Linked DNA regions of Homo sapiens: region 2 is linked to region 1. Evidence: chromatin loops called from intact Hi-C (ENCODE). Cell type or tissue: PC-3. All regions are shown on one strand. Each heading gives the region's core, and the rest is flanking DNA. Links, peaks and the distances in the headings are about the cores only.

What was found. A loop is a pair of places that touch in the nucleus more often than their neighbours do. Peaks named below come from ENCODE experiments on the same cell type or tissue, not always from the same donor. Only the 100,000 strongest peaks of a DNase experiment are listed, where the experiment ranks them.
Region 2: it touches region 1 in a loop (3-fold over the local background); 6 of 110 quality-filtered maps call a loop at or near these places.

The regions. Positions count from the first base shown.
Region 1 is chr9:95,497,603-95,506,602 of GRCh38, reverse strand. PTCH1 (patched 1) reads left to right here. Exons shown (of 24, transcript NM_000264.5): 2 at 4-196. Among named protein-coding and RNA genes, the nearest start is that of PTCH1, 7.2 kb to the left of the region's middle. RefSeq lists silencers at 1, 432-491, 652-711. In PC-3, for the core only: no CTCF peak of the experiment used is centred there; a DNase peak (open chromatin) is centred at 2,402; H3K4me3 peaks cover 1,512 bases.
Region 2 is chr9:95,260,952-95,271,584 of GRCh38, reverse strand. The region is part of intron 1 of FANCC (FA complementation group C); the gene reads left to right. Among named protein-coding and RNA genes, the nearest start is that of FANCC, 51 kb to the left of the region's middle. RefSeq lists a silencer at 2,564-2,858. In PC-3, for the core only: CTCF peaks have their summits at 6,285 and 6,491 (motif pointing left); no DNase peak of the experiment used is centred there.

The DNA.
Region 1 (9,000 bases), core at 1-5,000:
CAGGGGAAGGCTACTGGCCGGAAAGCGCCGCTGTGGCTGAGAGCGAAGTTTCAGAGACTCTTATTTAAACTGGGTTGTTACATTCAAAAAAACTGCGGCAAGTTCTTGGTTGTGGGCCTCCTCATATTTGGGGCCTTCGCGGTGGGATTAAAAGCAGCGAACCTCGAGACCAACGTGGAGGAGCTGTGGGTGGAAGGTAAGAGCGCCCGCCGCGGCGCCCGCGCCCCCGGCCCGGTCCCTCCTCGCGGTTGATAGAGATATTCGCCAGCGCACACCTAGAGCCTGGCTGCGGCCGGCGAAACCCCCTGCCCGCACCCGGGGGATTGTTTATTGTTTGGGCGCCTGGCCGGGAGCCAGGCCCGCCCGACAAAGGCCGCGCTGTAATCTACTCGGGGCGCTGCGCCGGCCGAGGTGTGGTGGGAGAGAGCGGCGGGGGCGGGACGGGGGCGCGGGGCCCCTCCGGGACGGACCACTCTGCGCGCCGGGGGCCCCGGGCCCGCCGCCGCTGCCGCTGTCCGCCTGGGCCGCGCCCCGAGAGGCGCCCCGGGGCTGGCCTCTCCCGGCCCCGCTCCGCGGCCCGGCTTTCTTCTCTCCCCCACCCCCACCCACCGCGTCCAAAGAAAAAGGAGTCGGGGAGAGCCAGAGGCCACCCCTCCGGCTGGCTGGAGTGTGCGCGCCCCCGGCGGCCGCGGCCGCCGCGCTGGGGAGGGCCGGGGGCGGGCGCAGCGCGGGGCTGCGGAGGCGGCGGCGTGTGTGGTCCTGTTTTTGGACAGCTTTCAACTCTGAGGGAAAAAAACATTTGTCTCAAGGTACAAAAAACGCGGGGTGGGGGTGGAAGGAGTGGAAAAAAAAATAGTAAGGCACAGACTGGAACGCATGTTTGCAAAGTAGATTAATGTTTCCTCGCGGGTGGGGGCTTTTTACATGGAATTATTCTGGGGGAAGGCTGCATTTTGCAGGCAAAGAAAAGAAATGTTTTAAGAACGCGGGGTTGAAGGGACCTCTCAGAGGGGTTCTGCCAGTCTTTTATCCACGTTCCTCAGTTTTGGGGTTCTTGAGACCTTAGCAAAGCAGTTGCAGATTTAAAATAGATATATATTTTTTCGAAGACAAACATTTTTACATTATTTTGGTGACAAAGGTTTCAATTTTTTTCCCCCGCTGGTTTCTTATTTATCTTTTTGGCAAGTTCCAAATCCTGCTATTTGGAAACACTTTAACCCTAAACACCACTTTGGGCATCCCTTACCTTACAAGAGGGTAGTAGGGGAGGGTAGAGGTGACTAGGTAGATAATTCAAACCAAAATACCTGGAGCATTCCTCCGGACAGCATGTGGAAGCTGAAGAGTTATGCGCATAATCGCTTCAGTGATCCCTTTCAGGATGCTGTTGGAGACCTTGAAGAATATTTCCTTAATCTCTCCTTGTTTGTGAAGATTCAGCTTGCAGAGTTTTGCAAGCCTGGGGTGGAGTTGGAGTATTTAGTTGAGAAGTGACAATTAAAATAATAGTCTACATAATTAAGACAAAACATTCCTGCCTTAAGTAGTTTGGTAATTAATACAAAAGCGTTCTTTGGATTGAATCCATGGAGTAATTTACCTCAGTTCAGCGATTCAGTATCACTGGTAGATAAAAGAAGGGTTTTATCGAGCAGCTATTATGCTCCTAGCAACAAGTTTCTTGAGCACCTATGATGTCCCTAGCACTGTGTTAAGCACCATAAGAGACTCAAGTGTGTGCGACACTGCACAATTTAAAACTATTAGAATTCGATGCATTTGGACTACATTTGGGTTCACAGCTGAAATGGGCTGTGAAAGTTACAAGAGGGTGGTAGGGGGTGGGGGGAGAGAACTGGAGACGGTAGGGGAAGGAGGGCATTTTAGGCATGGGCGGGACACCAGCAGGGGCCCCAGCTGAGGAGTTTGGAAGTGATGTGATTGGCTAGACTGTAGGGGCGCTGCCGTAGATTCTAGGACAGAATAGGGCATGAGGACAGGGAGGGCCGCTGCCGTAGATTCTTGGACAGAATAGGGCATGAGCACAGGGAGGGCCGGCTCATCCACCACTTGATCCAACCTGTATTTGTTGCCATCGGATGAGGATGACAAAACGTGATTTTGTGGTGTTCTTAGCAAGAGTTTTCAGTGGACCTTTGACATGTTGAAGGAGATAGAATGTGATTTATTTTCTTAACATTGCATATTTCTGGAAATAACTTGCTTTCTGCATAACACGACCCATTTCAAGTCCTGGAAGGAGATGCAGTGTGCTTCCTAGCAGTTTTATGGGAGCTGCCAGTTGTGTAGTGAGAGGGAGTAAAGTTTTTCTTTTTCAATGGACTGGATGAGGACACTTCTGAGGGGCACACTCACTTTGCTTACTTTTGGCAGTTTCAGCATGACTCACTGGTCTTGGGCCAAATGTTATTTACTCAGTACTAATACTGTCACTTGTTGAGCAACTGCCATGTACCAGGCATTTGTTATATATTATCGCATGCCTTACGATTCAATAAAATAGCTATTATTATCTTTTTTTTTTTTTTTTTTTTTTTTTTTTTTTTTTTTTTTTTTGAGACGGAGTCTCGCTCTGTCGCCCAGGCCAGACTGCGGACTGCAGTGGCGCAATCTCGGCTCACTGCAAGCTCCACTTCCTGGGTTCACGCCATTCTCCTGCCTCAGCCTCCCGAGTAGCTGGGACTACAGGCGCCCGCCACCGCGCCCGGCTAATTTTTTGTATTTTTAGTAGAGACGGGGTTTCACCTTGTTAGCCAGGATGGTCTCGATCTCCTGACCTCATGATCCACCCGCCTCGGCCTCCCAAAGTGCTGGGATTACAGGCGTGAGCCACCGCGCCCGGCCCTATTTTGTTTTTATAACATGATAGTGGATGTAATGTCTTTATGATGAGGATTGTCCCATTTTACAGATGGGAAACTATGGGTTGTCTGTTTGTCTCCAGGTCTACTTTGCCTACTAATGACATAAGTCACTTGTTCTGTTGCCCTGTCCTTGATCTCTCATTCATTCATTCATTCATTCATTCTGTGCTAGATTCTCCCCCTAGAGAAGAAGCGACAGTTTCATAAATGCAGATAGACCCAACTAGAGAGGTGACTATACAACAGTAGCCATATAGATTTAATTTCATTTTCAAAGCAGAAGTGATTGTGTAGAGATCTTGTTTGTGACAGAGTGAGCTGAGTGTTCACGTCAGCAGTAAGTAGTGTGAGCATTTGCATTCAGGAGTAAGATTTCCCTGCTGTCCTATACCTCAGTGGACGTCCGTGAATTGAAGTGAGTAATAGCTCCACATTTAAGTTCATTTTGTGCATCAGTCTCATAGATAAATTCCTCATCACTATCAGCAAAGAAATCTGTTAGATGCTGCTTTCTTGGTAGGTTGTTCTTAAGGTTCTAGACATGAATTTTTATATGAACTGGGCATCAACAGAGTGCTTGCTACACAAACGAAATGGATAGAGGTAGCATATTGCCCTAGTTAGAAAACAACAGAAGAGAGGAAAGTATGAGATTTTAAGGGGAGAGGGATGCTGAGGGATAGTTTGGAAGAAGCTCCTTCTCCTGCGGTTTAAAATCACAGGAGCGTGTGTGTGTATGCACATTGTCTTATTCTGCATATCCTCCTATCTGCCAAAGGCATGTTAATGTTATCTTTTTAATACAGCCAGCAAATTAAAGGGATCCACTCGAAAGGCTGTGTCTTCAAATTGACTTTCATGCTTTGTTTAACATGCTGGGGAAATGTGGCTTTATAAAGAGTTGGCTTTATAAAGAGGGCAGAATACATCAGCCACAATGTGCAGACTAATATATGCTAGATGAGAAAGAGTCCGTGTGTGTGCATGCGCGTGTGTGTGCGTGTGTAGGAATTGGTGATAAGAATTATTGTATTCTGTTGTTAAAATGTCCATATAATGATTGCCTTTTAATAAACTGTCAATTATATGTTAAGATACCAGCTTGAGTTTTAGGGTTATAGTGTTTGCTAATCAAAATTGTCAAATCAGTTTCACATATGTGCGGAGTAATGAGGTTTGATAGAGAATATGTTGACTGATGTAGTGGACATCTGCTGTTGCAGAAACACATGACCATGGCAGCAAGGTGGGGGAGAAACTAATTGTCATTGTATAAAAATAGAAGCGTTCATTCTGCACATGTTCTCAGTACCTACTCTGCACCACCATTGCAGAAAGCTCTCCAGAGAGATGTTGGTGAAAAGCCACAGTCTCTGCCCTCAGGGGAACTCCATCCAAACATTCAGCAGGTACACGGACTGGTGTGTGGGTAGTTAACATGAAGGACAGCAGTGCCAAGATGGCAGGAAAATCGGGGACATCTTCCAGGATGGCCTCAAGGGTGGAGGCCTGAGCTAGGCACAGGGGCTGGAGGGGAGAGGGTAGGGGGCATTCAGGGCAGAAGGAACAGCATAGGCAAAGGCTCAGAGAACAGGAATGTGGCCTCCTGGAGGGCAGCCTCCCTTTGTGGGTCGTTGAGGTTGGGTGGGAGCCTGGAAGCTGGGCTCGTCCCTCAGGGCCATTTCACAGAAGTCTCCCTGCTTGGCTGGGGGCTGTCAGCTCTTCCTACTAGCCATCCCTGTCTCACGAGTGTGCTCACGTGTTGGCCTCTAGTGTTTTCCCTGGAGCCACGAATGCTTCACCTGGATCTCACCTTTCTGGGCACAGACTGGTGTTATTTTTAATCTTGCCTGTTTCTTTGTTGGTATTTCCTTTTTGTTAAGCAGTTTTAACCCATCTCCCTCAGTATCTATTTCTTTTCATATCAGCCCCCTCACTGCAGCCCTCCCTCAGAACAAGTTTCTTGTCAAGCTTCTCCAGCGATAGAACATTCATTTATTTCTTTGAGCTTTTTGTTTTTTCTAAAAGCTTGCCCAGCTCCTGGCCTCCTTTTCTGCAGAGGGCAGCAGCCTTGTAATGAATCCATATTGCTTTGGTGTTTGGATGTTAACATTGCTGCAGGCCAGCGTCAAGGAAGAAGGAGGCAAGTTGTGACTTTGACTTTTTTTTTTTTTTAAGAAAAATAGAAGAAATTGTTTTTTAAAATACATGCTTGGTATGTGTAAGTGCTTTCAAGTTTGTACCTTGCTAGTGTTAATGCTTTCAGTGTTCTTGAACTCAGGCAATCAGTTGTAGGAGATAACTGAGTTTCACCACTCCTTCAATTTGGAGCAAGGTCCCTCAACCTCAGGACTATTGACATTGGGGCTGGATCATCCTCTGTTGTTGGGGGCTGTTCTGTGCACTATAAGATGTTTAGCAGCATCCTGGTTTCTACCTACTAGATGCCAGTAGCACCCTCCCAGTTGTGACAACCAGAATGTTTCCAGTCATTGCCAGATGTCACTGGGGGAGAGGGTGTCCCAAATCATCACGATTGAGACCCACTGGTTTAGATGATAAAAAGATTTTGATTGGAAGACTCATGCTGTGCAGATGGAAGACGTTTATTATGATGGAGTTGTGGCTACAATGCATTGCAGAGATGCAAGAGTATTAATCTTCTTTAAGATAACTCCCCCATCCCATTCCTGTATTTATAGACCCAGATAACTATTTTTCTTAGAATGACATTAAATGTCAAAGAAAAACACCGTGATGGGTCGAAAGAGGAAAGAGGCCATGGAAGAAAGAAATAATTTATATTTGGGTACCTTTTGGTGGGGGGTATCTAAATTTGCAGAAAGACTGGTTGCACCTCAACCCCAGTAGCCTGAAGGTTTTTAGCATGGTTGACTTTCTGAAAAGCTTTAATAGAAGACACCACTGCCTTTGTGCATATTGAAATAACAGCTCCTTCAGAAGCCCGGCTAGTGTGTGAACTCCTTGGTGGTCTCATTCTCCTCCAGATGTTTCTGTCACAAACCACTCCCCCTTGTCCCCCCAGGAGCCCTTGTGGAGCAGAACCAAGGGACAGCAAGGGACCAGTCCCAGCCAGAAGGGCAGAATGGATTCTGCTGTCACTGCCCTTCCACAGTGAGCACCTGGTTTCTTTTCTCTGGGGTTGCCATTGTGGGGGCATTTCACAAGGGACAGGAAGAAAAATGCAGCTCCTTTCTGCTCCCTGGACCCCCATACATGGTTTAGAAGGGAGAATATGTTTATAGGTATTTATTAGTTTCTACTACTGGGTATGCACATTTAGGTGGAAGCAGTTGTGATATTTCTTTCATATTTGGAGAAAAACGATTGGAAATGAGAAGCCACCAATGATTGTTTAAAAAAGAACAAATAGCCCTCAGGTGTCTTCTACACAGGGCAGTTGACCCTGCGAATCCTCCCTATCTCTTTGCTGTCTGCCATTCTTGACCCTTCACCAAGTTGAGAGGACAGGTTGGGTAATGGGGTGTTTCAGATACATAGGATGCCGCTCAGAGGTTCCAGAAGATGACAGCTTCCAGATGTATGAACAGCCTGATCCGTGTGTTTAGATTATGCACCACAGCTGATGCCGAGATTAATGCTGGCTGGACAAGCCATGGGAGATTTGTCTGGTTTCCACAATGCCATGTTTATGTTTCATTTGAGTTTCTCCTTCAAAGCTGACCTGCCTGTGACCCTGGGCTCTGTCCACTCGGGCAAGCTGAAACTCGGGCAAGCTGAAACTCGTCTGCCCTGTTCTCCTGCTTGTATTGGGGTAGGGGAGAGTCACAATTGGGCGGAGAAAGGGGCGCTTTGGTGGCCGCCTTCTGCCTCACCATGCCAGCTATCTGCCCAGATTTAGCCCCTGATGAGTGTTCAGTTCTCCTCGGGGATGTGTTTCACTGTAAAAGGTTTTTTGGCTTTTAAAACAAATATGGAAATATTATAAAATAACTGTAAAGGGGACCAGATTTAATAGAAGCCACTTTGCATAAATGTAGTATTTTAACTTCTGGCACTCTTTTGACACTATTTAGGGGGAGAAAAAGTTGAGGGAATTTCAGCTATGTCAGACACCCCCACATAATAACCATGGCTGTGTCATCCTATTATAATACTATTAATGTTTCCTGTGCCCCTCGCTGGCTCCCAGAACCTCTGCTGCCTCCTCCCTCTCTCCCCTGCCCCCTTCCCTCCTGCCCCTTCTCCCGCCCACCCACTCTAACCTGCCCACGTCATTTCCTTCCAAGTGGATCTCTGCAGTTACTAGTGTGAACTCTGAAATGGTAGTAAGTCTGGCTAATCACAACCTAAGAGGAGGGAATGAGAACATTTATTATTTCAAGCCAGCTGTGGGAGATACTAGATACAGAGCTGCCATTTGCATCCTTGGCATTCTTATTTTGGTTAGGGTTGGTTCCAAGACCACACTCTTTGATGGGCTCTTGGCAGAAGATGTGATTCCCCTGTTGAAGAATCATGACTTTTTTTAATGGACTGCTGAGGCAACTTTAAAATCCATTGACAAGTTTCTTCAACCCATACCACACCGCCAGAGAGAGTGGGAAATAAGTCTTGGTCCCCTGTGCTTACCGTGGCGCATGGACAGTGGAAGAACTGGGTTCCCTAGCATTTCTGAGACAGTGAGTGGAGCACAAACCATGGCTTTCCCTCCCAGGTGCCCCACTTCAGGTCTTCCTTGCTTAGAACTCCCACCAAAGCCAGTGGGCACATGGAGCTTGGCTAGATTGAAGACGATGGAATTCCTTATCCAGATTTTGGCCGACTCTGAAGCTTTATGTGTTCCATCCTCACGAGAGGTCTTGGTTGACATCCAGAGACCAGAGGGCCTTGCTGGTGAGGGCACTTCTGCCTGCAGGAGGAGGAAGCTCTGCGGGATTCTCTCAGTGGGAACATTCCTTGAATACACAGATATAATCAGGGTCATCAAAATATAAACACTTCTGTTACTTTCTCTTCTAATCTTTGAATTTGGGTGCTTATGATAATACTCACTGGATTTTTTTTTTCTCTTTAAATTGGATTTAGGGCACTTTTTTTCCTTTACACTGCAATGTCTAATGCCTTCCGTACAGCAGAATACTGCCATTGAGAAACTGCTGGGCTGTGGTGGAGGATTTTAGGAGCCTGGTGTACAGGAAGATGCGCCCCATCCTTAGTCCCTCCAGGAGGGAATATGACTGTTCCATTTGGGGTTTAGAGCATGGCTGGAAAAACAGCTGTCATGTGTTAGGGAAACTGTATTGTTGGTGGGCAGTCAGATACCTGCTAATGAATGGCAAGTTTGTTGTTGGAGAGATTTATAATGTGGGGGCAGGACCTTATTTCTAATCCAGAAACCCAGGTGTGAGTTGGCCCAAATAGTCCACTCTGCATGTGGGTCCCATAATGCCACTGCTATGAAAGCAAGGCTAGTGAGAAGCAAGTCCCCATACCACAGCGCAAGCTTTATTTATTATTGTTCGGATAAATGAAAAGAAGCAGTAGACTTACCCAATTTAGCAACCAAGATAGTTTTCAGTTATTAATGAGACATGTATAAAAGTAAGCAAAAGGAACTGGAAATGGGCTTTGTTAAGTCAATGTGCATGATTTTTTTTCCCCCTTAAATCATTGCTTAAGGGCTTCTGGCCCCTAGCTCAGGAATCCTGCCCAAAAATGCCAGATGTATTACACAGTCAAGTATTGCAATGTAAACACCACTCCGTGCCACGAGGCAGGGTGGTCCATCTCCTATTTAAGAAGAGTGCGAGATTGAGAGGATGGGGGGTGGGGGGGTAAACCCTCTGCTCTGTAGTGAGCCCAGTGGTGGTTGTGTCATTTGTGTTTTTGGCTGCACAGTCAAGATTTGAAACTACAAAACCCAGATAAACACATTGGAATGGCAAAGAATAGCAACTTGAATTGGGATGCCAAACAAATCAAGATGTGGCTTGGATAGTGTTGCTTCATTGGGTCAGATAAGTTTATAAAATGTGGGACAGAATGGAGGGTGGGGAGAGACAGGAAGAGCGCTCTTGTCACAGCAGCATCTTTAAGTTGCATGAGCATCCTGTTATTCATTTGCTGG
Region 2 (10,633 bases), core at 3,397-8,396, 240 kb after region 1:
GTTGCAGTTCTGGAGGCCAAAAGTGTGAAAACTGACATGGCCACATTCCCTCTGGGGACACCTTCCTCTCACTTCTGGCGGCCAGCATGGCATTCCTGGGCTTGTGGCCGCATCCCTCCAATCTTTGCTTCTGTCTTCACTTTGCTGCCTCCTCTGTGTCTGTCTCCAACTTGCTCTGCCTCTGTCATAAGGTTGCATGTGGCCTACCCTACCCTGATATTCCAGGACAAGCTCCTTCTCTCAGGATCCTGAATGTTACCACTTTGTAGTAGTTGTTGTTGTACAAGGTAATAGTCATTCCTTTGCCATGTAAAGTAATATTCACAGGTCCCATGTGCTAGTGTGGGAATGAGGTGCCGACATTTGGGCTGCTAATTCTTTGTTGTGGGAGACTGTCCTGTGCTTGGTAGATGTTCAGCGGTGTACCTGGCCTCTGCCCACTGGGTGCCAGTGACATCCTTCTCCCAGCTGTGACAACCAAAAATGTCTTCAAACATTGTCAAGGGTCCCCTCTGGGGCACGACTGTCCTTGGTTGATGAGCACTGCTTTAACCTAATCAGAGCCCATTCTTATCCCACTCAAATATGCTGACTGGGAAGTTTCCAGTCTCGTTAAGAAGGGGGAGGGTGGAGAATGGATGCTGGAGAGGTGACTGCTCCTCTCCACTACACCTAACATTCTAGTGAAGTCCACAAATGGGCCAAATCGAGCAGGATTATGAAATTTTTGCTAGACCCCTGTTAGTGTATTCTAACATTGTGGCATTTTATATTAGTCAACTAAATCTCAATATTATGTTTTAAAAAAATCCAATGGACCTCTGAATCCCCAGGTTGGGTTTTTTCTACTTTACCTATGTTAAATATGTTAAATACCTAGGTTGCCCTTTATCTTAGAATTTGTCCATGTATCACCTCATTCTTTTTCAGCAGGTCCCTTTCTGGAGGTTTTCATACTCAGTTGGATTTATCCTCCCTGCGACTGCTGCCTGCTCCTTGCCTTGCCATGCGGCATTAGTAGAGTATGAACTGCACATTTAGCACAGCAGTTTATGCACTAGAGAATCAGGATTGGAATTTTTCTGAAGTATCTTATTTTTCTGTGAAATAATTGAAACAGAGTATAGACACATTTGCTGTTTTGAAGTTTTTATGATTTCCAAAGTAATAAATGTGCACTCTCACAGTTCTCGGGTGGCTGATCTCTGGAGTGCTTGCCGTTTCTCCGGGTGGTTGCTTTGTACAGGCTCCCCTCTCGTGTTGGCCTGCAAGTGCTCTCGCTGCGACGGGTCCCTGACCGGTACTGGATGAGAGGACTAGTACTGGTGCAGATGTTGGCATAAACAAAAGCTGCAGCTTTTTAATCATGACTAAGGCATGGGAGAGGCTGACATATAATTGTGGGGAAAAGCGAGAGAGATCAGATTGTTACTGTGTCTGTGTAGAAAGAAGTAGACATAGGAGACTCCATTTTGTTATGTACTAAGAAAAATTCTTCTGCCTTGAGATTCTGTTAATCTATAACCTTACCCCCAACCCCGTGCTCTCTGAAACATGTGCTGTGTCAACTCAGAGTGGAATGGATTAAGGGCGGTGCAGGATGTGCTTTGTTAAACAGATGCTTGAAGGCAGATGATCAATAAATACTAAGGGAACTCAGAGGCTGGCGGGATCCTCCATATGCTGAACGCTGGTTCCCCGGGTCCCCTTATTTCTTTCTCTATACTTTGTCTCTGTGTCTTTTTCTTTTCCAAATCTCTCGTCCCACCTTACGAGAAACACCCACAGGTGTGTAGGGGCAACCCACCCCTACAATAATGGTTCCCAGAGTGTCCCTCTCAGACCAATAAAACATAGCAAAACTACGTGATAACCAGGCTGGAATGTATGTGAATTGTTCGAGTGAGTCTGTGTCACTTGAACTGTACTGGGCAGTACCTAGGGGCTTCATGTAAGGCATGAAGGGCTCCAGAAAGAACCCGCTCTTTGCCTTCAGTTGTATTCTATATGTTTAATACACAGCACAGCAGAAGCAATCAGCTCTCCCCAATGTTACTTATCCCATAAATCATCTTTCCTTACACCTACGTATTTTCTTCTGTATTCAATTTTATTAATGGATCATCTGATCTCCAGCTTTGCTGGTTTAGAACCTCTGTGCTCATCTTAAGCTCCTCAAGGAGAAAAGGACTATTGTAATCATCTTTCAACGAGTTTGTAAAAACAATTCCCCCATCACAGCACTGTGCCTCATAGGGTTTAAAATTTGACCGAATGACTGACTTTACATACATCCTTCCCAGACCCTTTAGGACTACTGCTCCCCTAGAGGTTTTCTCTGCCCTTTGGAAAACAGGTAGGGGAAGAGGGATCTAGAAATGGCAGTATTCATTAAGATAGCCAAAGCTTGATAGGAAGAGACATTCATTTTACTGTGGTAATTAAAGTGAAAATGGGAGAATAAGAAGGCATGCTGCTTCTTTTTCAGGAGTCTTGGCAAGGGTTCTAGTTTTAAAAGAAAGAGACACAGCCAACTAGATTGAAATGATGTGGAGTTCATCCCTCCACAGTCATATTTTACTGAGCCATTTTTCAATAAATGGACTAAATTGTCCCTTGGAACTCAGTAGGTGGTGCTCTTGTGCTATAGCATAGCATCGGCTTTGGAGAGGTTCTGAGAGCACAGCGGCTGGTTCCAGGGCCTGTGTCCTGTCAGTCCCCTTTCATAGCTGCCAGGCACACACCTGGAGGGCATCACATGGCTGGTCTGGTGAGAGGCTTTCTGTCTTTGGAAATGAGGGGGTGAATTAAGGTCTTTACCTTCTCTAGCCTGTCTGAGCTCTGCTTTCCAGGGGAACCTAAATGAGAGGTTTTCTAACCTTTTAAAGAAAAAAAAAATGTGACTGTTTATCCAAACAATTACGATGTGTATTGTTACCAGTTTTCCAAGATTTTTTATATTGTTATTCATCTGTGATTCCTCAAATCAAAGTTCCTTTCCACATAACTCAGGGTATCATTCTTGTTTATGTTTTCCTTTATGTTAATGTTTGTTTCCTGTTTAAGCTTCAGAGAAGATGCAGCAGAAAGAAATAAATATGTAGTAGAGAAATTTGGAAGTGATGAAGGAATACAGGTGAAAGCCATCGAGTTCATGCAGCAGCTAGTAGTAACTTAGCTGACAACAGACCCTTTTGGCAGGAGCCCATTGCTTTACTCCTTTTGCTATATAATGAGTTCCTTGGTCCGAAGTTGGTTGTGATACCATGATGGTGAATAAGGAATCCAGTCAAGTCCACATTTGGTGATGCTGGAGAAGTGTGGTGGGCAAAGAAGATAAATTTAAATCCAGAGTGAGTTATCTATTACAAGGAGGACAAATCTGTTGCCTGAAGCATTTCAGGGTCTGCTTTTTCATCAAGTTTCTGTAGGGGTTGTATAAAACGAAAGTTACTTCACCTATATCCACCAACTGGTAGGGGAGAGGCAAAATGCTAGTGGGACTCACAGCCTGGATGTGCTGATCTGACCCATTCAGTCACCTGTGATGTCGAAAGGCTACCAGCCAGGTCCGAGTGAGGCCAGGCTGTGGGGCCAGCAGCTGGGCTCCTGAGCTGTGCTGCTGCAGATCCAGTGATGTGCAGTGTGTTTTGTCAAGACAGAGTGCTTCCTCTCCAGTCTACTGTCTAGTATCTTGTGCACTGAGTTTTTAGGTTTTAATGACCGTAGTCCTGATTTACATACTTTGCAGTTGATTTTTTTTTAGCCATCTTTTAATTCTGCCTTTTCAATTTATACTTTCTTATTTTTTAATTAGCTTTTTTAAAAAGCACCCTAAATATACTGATTTTTGTTGGTTTTAAAAATCACCTTAAATATATTTTGTTGGGATTATTTTAGTGTCTTAAGTATACTTTGTTAGGATTTTTTAGCATCTAAATATACCTATTTGTTGGACTGATTAACTTCATCTGAAGTGAATTTGTGATCTAATGTCTGATATTGTTAGTTGCATTTATTTCTTCATGTACTTTAGAACTTTGGTTAAATGACATGTTTTGAATGAGGTTTTAAAAACTTTTCACTCATTCAGTCATTTTTCGCCTCTTTCTCCCTCTCTGCACACTCTCCCCTGTGTAGCCTCATTCTGCTTGTCTCTGTCTGGCTTCCATGGAGCCTGGGTGCAGAACTAGCTTTCACAGTGGGGGCTTAGTTACCTGGGCATTCATGGCTGCTTCACGCAGTGCCTGGTCCTGCCTGACAGGTGTCCTCCATCCTCCCTAGACCGCCACTCCATAGGAGGCAAGGATGCTGCGAGCCTTCCTTCAGGCATGGAGGGGTAGGGCTCTAGTCAGCACCTTCCATCCCACCTTCCAGCAAGGGTGCTAGTTTCTCACTCTGTCGTTTGTGCCTCTGTTTAGCCCCCAACCCTTCTAAGACCCAAACCTACAGTTTCATTGCCTGTTTTTGGACCCTAGCATAGGAGGGGCTGGCTGCTCATGGTTTTGTCCTCGGGGTCTTGCCTCTTTGTGTTTCTGTCTCGTATCGATTTCATAGAAATGTTTATTTTGTGTGTGTGCTTGCCTGTATCCTTTTCCTTTTTTCTTTTTATGTTTCCCCTCTCATTGCTGTATGTTTGGAGTAAAGAGAATCCATCCAAAAGTGAATTTACCGTGCCATCTTAACTGGAAGTCACATGGGCAGAGAGTTTAAAGGAAAGAAAGATACTTGGTTTTACATAGTACTGAAAGCTAACCACAAGAACGCTTCCTATGTGAGCTCAGTGACCCATAGCATATAGTTACTTAAACTCCGTCTGAGGCTTGCAGGCCCCAAAAGATGAGTGGGATTAGGCAGGTGGGATTTATTAGGGTGCTATGGTTCTCTACAAAGGTTTCACCTTCTATTTTTCATTTTGGTGGTAATTTTTTAAAAATTCATAATTCCACACACCTAAATGCCTGCAATTCTAACTAAGTAATGTCTTAAAATTTCAGTGCCTGGAGTTGTGTTTGTATTGGTGCCAAGGAGCACTGCTTTAAATATAGGGAGATATTATAAAAGAACAGAGGTGAAAATGTAAATAACGTGTTTGAGCTAAGAGATTGCCGTTGCACAGTGGTTCTGAAGAGGAAAGTGATGCGTGAATTAAGCTGTCTCCCTGCATGTGTTAGTATTGGCCAGTCAACAGAACCTGCCTGTCGGTACCAAGCCCTACATGGTTAGTCCAAAGTGAGTTTCAATGACTGCATCATTGATCACGCTGAATTAATTTTGTCAATTTAAATTTTACTCATTTTGTAGATTTGTTGGTATTTAATTTGTATATTTTTTATATTGTGGTTGTGTAAGAGTTACAAGCATAAAGGTTTTACTGGTTTATGTTTGTTAATATTTAACTAATAAGAAGAATGACTTTAGATAATACTGGGAGCTCTCAACAGTTTTTAAGTTTGAGAACCATGGGTCAAATGGTAATTTAACTCTTGCTGTTGGTTGCAGCAAGCACCTTGCATTTGATTTTGATGTCTTTAGCTCACTCCTGCTCATGCTTCCTGACCTGCTTAGCTCAGGATCGTTTCTCTCTGGGGACTCTGACACCTCCATGCCGGGCTGGTGCCCCTTCCTCATGCTGCCTGCAGCCCCCTGTGTTTCCTTCTCTCCCAGCCCTTCCCACAGTGTAATCTGTGTATGGGTCCCAATTTCCTCATTAGCCATAAGTTGCTTGAGAGTGGGGAACACTGTCATCTTTTTATTTGCAGTGATTTTCAGAGCTCTTGTCATAAAATAGGCTCCTAATAAATGTATGGGTTTCCTTGTTTTTGTTTAGGTAGTAATAAATTACCTGTAGAATCAAGGAGAGAAAGAGGCAGAAATAACTTGGAGCCAAGTCACAAGGCAAGAAGAAGCTTCCTAATATTTTAATAACTAATGTGTTCCTCAGCTCACTTTCTAACTGGTCTAACCAAAACCCAAGTCTTACTGTCAGGTAAGTGAAGTGAGGACAAGAAACGCAAGGAAAGGAAGTAATGATTGTAATAGAATGCATGAGGGAAGGCTGGTATTTTTCAAGTCCGAATGATGGCTCCTTGGTGCTCTGATGGAGAACAAGGTCAGAGATTTCTGTCTTAGCAGCCTCGATGGCAAGCGCTGTGGTGAAGGGATGCTTTTATTTTGAAGCCAAGTCCAGAGAATAGCTCCTCTCCCCCCATTGCTGAGGTCTTGGGTGGGAGAATTGAGCCTAGTAAATCCCCAGAGTTATCTGCTAGATTCAGTTTCCTTAATTCTTTGCAAAGTCATCTGAAGAGTATATATACATACTCTGCACCTGGATTGAAGTTGCCTCCTCCAATTCCTTAGGCCCAGATTTTGTTTACAATTGAGGTTTGTTTGAAATTATCTGCAAATTTCAGGTCTGTGTTTTTGATTAGACTATCTCAGAGGTGGAACGCCACTGACTCAACAGAGAAATAGCCAGCTCCTCCTAGTGGAACTTTTCTTAAAACCTCATTGGTTTTAGGAGGAAAAATACCATTTGTTTCTTTCATAAGCACTTAATGGGAACAAGAATCTTTTATTGTGACTTTCAAAAAAAAAAAAAAAGCCACAAACACAGGGGTAAATTGACCAGTCTTACCCTGTGAAGTGAAGCAAAGAAACATTACATTTCAGCAAATTAAAAATAGTTATCAGGCTTTCATCAAGGAAGAGGAAGAATCTTGTCAACTTAAGTGGAATTGAACATAAATTTCTTAATTTTATATTTGATTATATTTTAGGGGGTTTTAAATATTTTCTGACAAGGTCATGGTGCCCCTAGTTGATGACATTGATTGATTGGAAGCTAAGTATTTGATTTGTCTTTTTTTTCTTTTTCCATAATTAGTGTGTTTTGTAGCATTCTCTCCATACATCTCCTGTTTGGTGCTTATTTCATGAGAGAAAGGACCTCATGCTGAGGGTAAATGGGAAAAAAGTGCACTTTATCAGGTCGCCTCCACTTTGAGAAGCTTATATGGTCCATATTTGGCATGAGTAGACTTAGCTCTCTGGGCTTAGAGATGTTTTAGACCAAAGGAAAGCATTCTTAGACTTTCTTGTCCCCCTGACAGGTACCATGTATAGCTACTTTTGTGTGGTTTAAAATGAGCTTTGTTTTAAATGTTAACAATCTTGGAGCTACAGGGGTTTCTATCAACATAAAATCAGTCAGAATTTTATCTGTTTTATTTTTCTTCTACAACAGCCTTGTTGCTTTTTTTATGTATTTATTTTCCATACATTTGTTCAGTACATATTTATCATGCTCCTACAATGTGCCAAGTATTGTGTGAGTTTGTGGGTTTCAAAATATGCTCAGCAAACTAGGTCCTGAGATGTGTCAGCTAGGATGTGTTTGATTGCAAGTAACAGGAAAGCCAAAGAATGGTGTTAAGGGATTAAGCAAAAAGAGCAGTTCCACATTTGGCTCCTTCATTGCCTCAACTATGCTGTGAGGACACGGGGCTGTGATTCTTCTTTGCTGTTTGCAGTATGTTGGCCAGTCCCCTCAGGTTTCCTTATCCCTGGGTCTCAAGGTGACTGTTACCGTTCTGAGTATCACACAAAGACTACTATGTCAGATATGGAAAAAAGTGAACTCATTTAAAACTGAGGAAAACTGAGAAACCTTTTGTTGAAGTTCAGTTCTCATGCCCTATATTTCCATAATATACCTGTTCCTACAGTTTGATAGGCGAGCAAAAGTAAATACCATGACTGGTCTGTACTAGCCATTCCCAAAATGTGGCTGAGGGCCCAGGGTCCCCGAGACCCTTTTAGGAGGTTCACAAGGGTAAAACTATTTTTATAATAATGCTAAGCTGCTATTTGCCTTTTCGACTCGCATTCGCTCACTAGTGTGCGGTGGCGTTGTCAAGAGGTTACATGATAGATGATGATGACCTCTCTCTGACAGCTAATGGAATGTGTGTTTGTATATTTTGTCTTTTTAATTGTTCTCAGTTTTAGTTTCTGGTGGTAAATATCTATCTATCTATCTATCTATCTATATCTATATATATATAGATATATATATATATACACATACATACACACACACACACATATATATATAAATAAAACTCTTTGGGGTCTTCAGTAACATTGAAGGATGTAAATGGGCCCTGAGAACAAAACATTTGAAATTACCTGCTCTGTGTGAATCAAGATTCACCCCTGGCACTGGCGGATATCCCAGTCTCCCTAAGACATATGGCCTTGAGATTCCTGGACAAAACTCTTAACAAAGAGGAAATGGAGAGCTTAGGGCTGCTGGGTGGGCAACTAGCAGTGTGTGCAGCCCTGTTCTGAGGGGGCCCTGAGGAGACAGCAGGGCAGGGATGCAGCATGTTCTCCAGGCCCCACCTCTGCTGGGCCAGCCAGGACTGGAGCCACTGTAGGTTTGTCATTTGTGTGTTGTTGGTTTTTTAATTGTGGTAAATATAAATAAGATTGTAACCATCTTAACCACTTTTACATGTAATTCAGTGGCATTGATTACATTAACATTGTTTAACCATTGCCGCCATCCATCCCCAGAACTTTCCCGTTATCCCAAACAGAAACTCTACCCATTAAGCAGTAACATTCCATTACTGTCTCCCCTCATGAATTAATTTGCCTCTGTGAATTTGACTATTGTAGGTACCTCATCTGTGTGGAATCAAAGAATATCTGTCCTTCCGCATTTTGTCTGATTTCACTTAGCATGGTGTTTTCAAGATTTATTCCTGTATGTATCAGAATTACATTCCTTTTTAAGGCTGAATGATATTCCAGTGTGTGCATATGCCACACTTCGTGTATCCTTTTCTCCACTGATGGATATTTGAGTTGTTCTCACTTTTGGCTGTTACGCTGCTATGAAATTGGGTGTACAAATATCTCTTTGAAACCCTGCTTTTAATTCTTTTGGGTATATACCTAGAAGTGGGATTGCTGGATCAATGGTAATTCTATGTTTAGTTTTTTCAGGAACCACCATACTGTTTTTCGTAGCAGCTGCGCCATTTTACATTCCTACCAGCAGTGCACGAGAGTTCTGGTTTCTCTGTGTCCTCATCAACACTTGTCGTTGTTTTCTTGATAGTAGCCGTTCTAAGTGAAGGGAGATGGTTTTCTGTTTGTTTTTAATGAATTAGGATGCATTGCCCCAGCCTGTCACCCAGCGTCTCCTCCCTCTTTGTTATCTTTCTTCAGACACTGCTCAAGTGTTTTAATGCTTTTACTTCCTTCTGCTCTCATGAATTGTGCTTGGTGAGCTCCATATTCTTGTAAGGTACATTTTCCATGAAGTTTTTGAATATATCCTTCTCCTAAAGGATAGAATTCACCAAAATGAGGAACCTTTAGTCCTGAGGTAATACTCTTTGTTGCCTGCTGTACTTTGAATCTGAGCCATGTTATCTCGGTGACTCAGACCATGAGCCCCTGTGGACAGTGGTGTATCTTTGTATCATGGCTATTTGAGTTCATAAAATAGTACTTAACAAGCAACCAAACTCTTGAGCAATTTATATGTGTGAGAAGAAGGGCAATGGCAGTGGTCCTAAGCTGATGCCATTGTGAACTGGTTCCTTTTCAGTATCTTGGATGTTTGCATGGCCCCATGGCTGGTTTCCCTTGGTACTTTATCCCAGCCCCTCACCTCTTCCTGCTTCTGAAGGATCCGCTCCCACCTGGCAGGAAACAGGGACAGGATCAAGCATGTGTGGGTCCTTCACTGGACACTGCCTTCTGTTCCAGCGTCTGCATCTCTCTGCTCATACGACTTTGCTTTAGTCCCCTCTGCATAGGAATTTCTGAAGGTCTTTATTTAATTTCTTTATTTTCTCCTGGAAATACTTACTGAGGGATCTAACAGCTTCTGTTGTTTTTAGTCTGCATACGTGGAGAAGGTGAAATCATGGTTTGTTTTGATTCCTTAGGGACTGGGTAAATGCACTAAAAGATACATTATGCAAGAAATGGAAAAAGTGGATTTCCTTCTGATTTTTCATGCCAATTGCTTTTGCTGCATTAGTATATGCTGTGCGTGTATGCACAAAATACTTGTTAACATCCTGAGTTTTCAGGAAATATGTTATAAAACATTTACCTTTTTTATTTCTTAAAAATGCTAAACAGTATTTCTCTAAGAGCTAGTAATGAAATGAATTTAGGTACATACACTAGGCAGAATCATAAGAAAGTCAAGGACTTACATTTGGAGCAAGATAAAGGATTTTGGTATTGAGCAAAAAATATAGTCAGCTGTCAATTGTCTAATAGGTTTGTAGATTACCTGCGATAAAAAAGTAGTACATCTGTGAAAAAAGTTGAAATTACCATAAATCTGAAGAATCAGCCCCATTTTTCAAGGCATGCATTTTTTGGAGCTGCACGGAAGCCACCTTATATGTCTGCTTCGGGTGACACTGTCTTATTCCTCCGTGAATAATGAATTGAACGTCTCTCCCTCTTTGTGACAAAGCCCTCTGGGGCAAAGCAGTAGCCGTACAGGTAAGATAGGGGGTCCAGACAGCAGGTTTTGGATTTTCCCCTCCTTAGAGCCAGGACTGGAAAAATGGAGTCATTATTTGAGGACTGGAAG